Linked DNA regions of Homo sapiens: region 2 is linked to region 1. Evidence: read pairs that join two places in POLR2A ChIA-PET (ENCODE). Cell type or tissue: HepG2. All regions are shown on one strand. Links, peaks and the distances in the headings refer to the core of each region. The heading gives the core; the rest is flanking DNA.

Region 1 (2,911 bases), core at 92-2,591:
TGTACTTTGCTTTCTCCCAGGGCAGCTGGGAGGTTATCATCACAGCGCTCCAAATCCTGCCCCTGGAGGGAAGAGTTTGCACTGCAGCAGTCTGAAGCCAAAGCTGGGAGCAGGGTGCCCTCTCCTGGCACAGTGGAGTCAAGGGCGACTCCAGCTGCAGGGCACAGGCTGACCTCGGAGGTCCAGGGGTGCTATCCGCAAAGGAAGGTGGGCAAAATGGAGCCGTCTGGGGAGGGCACCTTACAGCTCCCTACTCTTGCAGCGTGGAGCCCGTGCTCCCTTTCTGTGGACTGAGCTCCTCTGCCTCAGATCTCGCTCCAAGGACGTCTCCCACCCTGCCCCCGCCCCGTCAGACTGGACCAACCCCCCACTCCTCCCCATTACAAGTTCTCAGAGTGTTCCTTTTGCTTTTCTATCATCTGAGAAATGAAGGGCAGGGGCAGAACCCCTGGCTGTGTGACTCCTAAGGTCCCTGGACGAGGCTCTTAGCAAATATTAGGATAAAAGGGGCGTGGAAGCTCAGACAAGGCTGGGAAGTGAACCCAGAGGCCATCCAGCCCCACTGGGGAACGATCCAGCCTCAGCGGGGGACGTCAGAGACCTGGATTAGGGGACTCCCTGGCTCCACCCTGAGGAGAGCCAGGACTGTGGGCTGAAGCCAAGGGGCACCACAGCGTGGGTTCCGGGGCAGACATCTGGGAACATTAATTCATTCCCAAATATTGTGTGCAGTCTGTGTGCCAGGCACTGAGCTGGACCCTGGGGACACAGCAGCTGGCAAAGCCATACAGGTTTCTGTCCCTCCTGGAAGTAATGGGACAGGCACATAATCAGATGATTTCGATATAATGATATAGAACCACACCACCTCACATCCCCCTTTCGGGGTGCCTCTTAAAGCCTGTCGCTTAGAGATGGCCCGCGGCTAGGGAGGGGCGCTCTCTTATATTCTACGAGTCTGGAGGGCTCCCCCAACGGAAGAAACCCGCGGATGGGTGGGCCGGCAGCTCCTGGGACGCCCGACTCACAGCGGAGCCGCGTGGGATGAGAAGGATTGAGGGAGAGAGGGGGGCCCTGTCCCAGGGTCTCTAAGAAGTCCCCCACCTCTGTACTCCCCAGCCCAGCGGTGACTTCGAGGTGGGCCCAGGGGGCCTGGAGGGAGGGGCGTGGATACAGCGGGAAAGGAGAGACCCCTAGCGGGGTGGACAAGAAGGGAGGAACTCCACAGAACTGCTTAATCCGGCTCCATCCCCATCAGCGGGCTTTCTCAGCGCCTGCACCCCTCTCTATCCCATCTCGAAGCCTCCAGTTAATCCAGAGTGAGACGCAGGACCGCCGGGAGGCGAGCGGGGATGCTGAAGCTAGGGCAGGCTAAAGCCCCGCGGCCAAAGGGCAGGCTTGTGCGCCCTCCGCCCCCTCTCCGCCCCCTCTCCGCCCCTCCGCGCCCAGGACCTAATTGTTTGCAAAAGCAAACACGGAAAAGGCAGGTACAAAGGTCGGGAGGAGGGACCGGGACCTGCTTCTGCCTGGGGTTTCGACCTTCCCGCCAGAAGCTCCACTGGGGCCTGGACCTGGAGAAGGGACATCAACAGTTAACGTCCAGGGCAGCTTTCAGCGGCGTGGGCGGGGATCCCCAGGGAAGCACTGTTAGCAGTTTCTTGTACATCCAGCCTGGTATATTTTCTGCATGTATAGGCAAATACCTGTTTGTGTGTTCTTTTCTTTCTTTTACATAAATAATCGCATACTAGGCGCACCGTTCTGCACTTTGCTTTTTGTCCTTCATTATATGTTTTGTTGTTGGTTTTGTTGTTGTTGTTGTTTTGTTTGTTTTTTAGACAGAGTCTCACTCTGTTGCCCAGGCTAGAGTGCAGTGGCACAATCTCGGCTCACTGCAACCTACCGGGCTCAAGCGATTCTCCTGCCTCAGCCTACTGAGTAGCTGGGATTACAGGTGTGTGCCACCACGCCCGCCTAATTTTTGTATTTTTAGTAGAGATGGGATTTCGCCATGTTGGCCAGGCCGATCTCGAACTCCTGACCTCAGGTGACCCGCCCGAATCAGCCTTCCAAAGTGCTGGGATTACAGACATGAGCCACCACGCCCGACTGTCGTTTTTTTAAAATACGGACAGGGTCTCGCTTTGTTGCCCAGGCAGAGTGCAGTGGCGCTTAGGCCTCAGGCTTGGGCCATCGCACTGGGCCACCATATCTTGAAGATCATTCTATATTGTTAGATAAACAGCTCATTTAAACAAAAAAATGGCTATCTGCATATTCCATCATGTGGACTGTACCAATATTTATTTAACAAGTCTTCCATGGAAGGACAGTCTTTTGTTCTTAACGTCATTTTGCTCATGTGTACAAACATCTTTGGAATAAATTCCTAGAAGTGGAACTGCTTGGTCAAAGGGCATGCGGGTTTGTAATCTTGTTAGTTATTACCAGAGTGTTGTTCATTAAGGTTGTGCCAATGTACAATCCCAAAACCAAAGTATGAGGAGGCCTGTTTCCCCACACTCTTACCAATAGTATGTTATTAAACTGTAAACTTTTTATCCATGTGATAGTAAACTTAAAAATAAAATTAATCAGCCGGGCATGGTGGCTCACGTCTGTAATCCCAGCACTTTGGGAGGCCAAGGCAGGTGGATCACGAGGTCAGGCGTTCAAGACCAGCCTGGCCAACATAGTGAAACCCCATCTCTATTAAAAATAAAAATAAAAATAATTAGCTGGGCGTGGTGGCAGGCGCCTGTAATCCCAGCTACTTGGGAGGCTGAGGCAGGAGAATCGCTTGAACCTGGGAGGTGGAGGTTGCAGTGAGCCAAGATCGCGCCACTGCATTCCAGCCCGGGTAACAGTGTGAGACTCTGTCTCAAAAAAAAAATTCATCATTCAATTTCCC
Region 2 (2,911 bases), core at 272-2,771, 200 kb before region 1:
TCAGCCAGATTAGGGAGGAAGCACGTGGGCTGTGGCAATGTTGTCAGCTCTGAGAGAACGGATTTTTAAAAGTTTTGGGGCCAGGCGCGGTGGCTCATGCCTGTAATCCAAACACTTGGGAGGCCAAGGCGGGCGGATCACCTGAGGTCAGGAGTTCGAGACCAGCCTGGCCAACGTGGGGAAACCCCGTCTCTACTAAAAATACAAAAATTAGCCGTGCATTGGTGATGGGCACCTGTAATCCCAGCTACTAGGGAGGCTGAGGCAGAATTACTTGAACCCGGGAGGTGGAGGTTGCAGCGAGCCGAGATTGCGCCACTGCACTCCAGCCTGGGCGACAGAGCGTGACTCCATCTCAAAAAAAAAAAGTTTTGGGGATAGATAGGATTTGGAGACTAATTAAATGGAATGGCAAAATTGGTCACATTCGACTCCCAGTGTTGTGGTAAGTAGCAGTACAACAAAAATGGTAAAGTATGCATGCTTTAGAGTCAAACCATCCTGGATTCCAGCCTGTATTCTTTCTACTTAATAGTTGTGGACATGATTCAATCATTTTGAGCCTCTATTTTCTTGTAAAACAGAGATAATCATTACCAATAACAGGAAGACTAAGTGACACTGCACATAGCATATCTACCAGTGTCCTGCACATAGTGATAAATGTTGACAGTTGTTTTGGTATTAAATGAATATGGGTGTGGTACTGGTTGCTATGATATGGAAGACAAATAGAACAACAGGTCTGAATTAGAAGAAAAATAACAGGAGGGCTGTTTTTAGTGATCTTTCAAGTATGACTACAAATTGTCAAGGTCCTTCCCTGTGGGGTGCTTTGAGGAAATCCTCTTGTCCATAGCCACTCTTTGCTTATTAACAGACCCCTGTGCATAAGTGATCAACAGTGTCCTTCTGGGATTTATGTTTAAGGCCCTCTTTTCCTTGCCAACCAGGAATATTCCCCTGGCTCCTCACTCCAGATATCCTGATCACAAAGGAGTCCTATGAACATGGAAGAATTGACAACTGAAATGGGCTGGGAGAGAGAGCAGCTCCTGTACTGGAGTTACATAATGTGAGACAGACACTTAAAAAGTCCAGAGAACAGCCAGTCAGTCACAGCTGAGTCCCAGTTTGATGATTTGTAGGGTTTGGGATGAGAGCCAATGGCCAGTAAGAACAATTACTTACTGACCATTGACCCTCACTTAGCGGGGCATATTTTTCCCCTTATTCTAAGCCACAATGAAACTAGAGCATTCTAGCAGCTTCCATTGGACAGAATAAACAGGATAGGGTCTACTAACTACTCAGGACCTGGGAGGGGCCTGCAGTTTTTGTCCTCTAGTCCATGTTAGATCAGCCGTATTAAAAAATTCCTCTTCCCTTAGTCTCTCTCCACTGGTTCTGTTTTAAATGAGAGCATAATCACCTGAGCTTCCTAATAAGACAAAGTTCTACTGACGCTGGTAACCAGGTCAGCTTGTTGAGAACAGTCTTGGTAACAGTCTTGACAGCTAGCTAGTTGGTGGTTCTCTACTCAGCACTCATGCCTGTGGTCCCGGTCTTTTAGTTGTCTCAGAAAAGCAATTCATATGGAGGCCTTTATGTTGGTTGATGGCCCCTGCAGATATCTTCATCTTCAACATGGGCACCAAATCCAGTCTCATCTGCAACAGCTCTTTCTAGTTTTTTTCTACCCGTACCGTGGCAGGCCAGATCTCAATAACGCAGGCCTCCATAACAACTGTTTCAGCACTGAGTGGTTAAGTTAAATATTAAAAGCTGAAAGAGTGAGGGCCCTTATGCAAAGGCTAGAATGTAACAAAAGGCCACCAAGGGTTTTGCCCAGGCCTTTTCTGGGCCTTGAAGCATGACAAGATAACAAAGGAACCCATTTAGGATTAAACAAGTTTTATTGGGGGTCTGAAGGAACTTATTGAGGGGGTCTGAAGGCCTCCACAAACAAGTTTACTGGGGGTCTGAAGGAAGTCCCCAAACCTCCATGATTTAGCAGGAAACAAGATAAGGGTAATCACCCCAGCACCTGGACCCATTTAGATTAAGTAAATTTACTGAGGCTCCAGAGGAAGGTCTTCAGGGCTCAGATCTTATTTATAGATTTAAAAAAGTGAATCACTTATGTCTTTAGATGAATGTACACTCACATGTAGACATATAGCTTATAATGTAAATAAGCTCTGGAAAACTTTGTAGTTTTGAGTTGGTCTTGGGATCATTTCCAGGCTTTCTCCCCATACCTGGTTACAGAAATAAACTCCCTCCTTTCTCAGTTCATCTGCACCTCATTATTGGGCTGCGAGAATAAGCAGTCCAACCCTTGATTTGGTCTGGGAACAATACCACAATCCAGATGGGCTGTAACTTGCCACTTAAAAAAGCAGAGAGGCAGAAATCTATGTGACCTGGTCACATATAAGTCTCAGAAGGTGGGGCCGGGGAGAGAGGAAAGAGACCCCTCCTTACCCAAGACTGATAGAAAAGCATGCAAATGAAGGACCAAAAAAGTTTAATTATAAACAGTCTTACATCTTGTAGGAAAACGCAAGTGAGGCAACCACTGAAGGAACTTTATAAAAGCATTTGACTCCCTGTAATATTTGTAGCATTACCTGAGTATTAAAAGTAACAGATCAAGAAAACAAAGGTACTCTTAATACAGTAATATACAATCCAGTGCTGCCAATTCCATTTTTAGTTAATGAAAGCAAATTATACAAACAAAGTAAATAACTAAAAGAAAAACAAAAAAAGGAGGGGGGCTGGAGATACCAACAATACTAAATAGAAGTCGTTAACTCTAAAGGAGTTTAGAAAGGTAAGTTACATCCACAACAGGAAAGGATATAAAAATAGAGGAAAAATTTAATTCCGTGAGTCAACCCCGGTA

What was found. Peaks named below come from ENCODE experiments on the same cell type or tissue, not always from the same donor. Only the 100,000 strongest peaks of a DNase experiment are listed, where the experiment ranks them.
Region 2: POLR2A ChIA-PET joins it to region 1 with 11 read pairs; 23 of 35 experiments call an interaction of 5 or more read pairs at or near these places.

The regions. Positions count from the first base shown.
Region 1 is chr20:34,310,044-34,312,954 of GRCh38, reverse strand. It overlaps a transcript of AHCY not described here. Among named protein-coding and RNA genes, the nearest start is that of AHCY, 8.1 kb to the right of the region's middle. RefSeq lists an enhancer at 759-1,357. In HepG2, for the core only: CTCF peaks have their summits at 94 (motif pointing left), 641 and 1,352; DNase peaks (open chromatin) are centred at 503, 1,504 and 2,314; H3K4me3 peaks cover 2,233 bases.
Region 2 is chr20:34,510,996-34,513,906 of GRCh38, reverse strand. It overlaps ITCH (itchy E3 ubiquitin protein ligase), which reads right to left. Exons shown (of 25, transcript NM_031483.7): 25 at 2,134-2,911. Among named protein-coding and RNA genes, the nearest start is that of DYNLRB1, 4.0 kb to the left of the region's middle. RefSeq lists a silencer at 929-1,223. In HepG2, for the core only: no CTCF peak of the experiment used is centred there; DNase peaks (open chromatin) are centred at 1,136 and 1,766; H3K4me3 peaks cover 890 bases.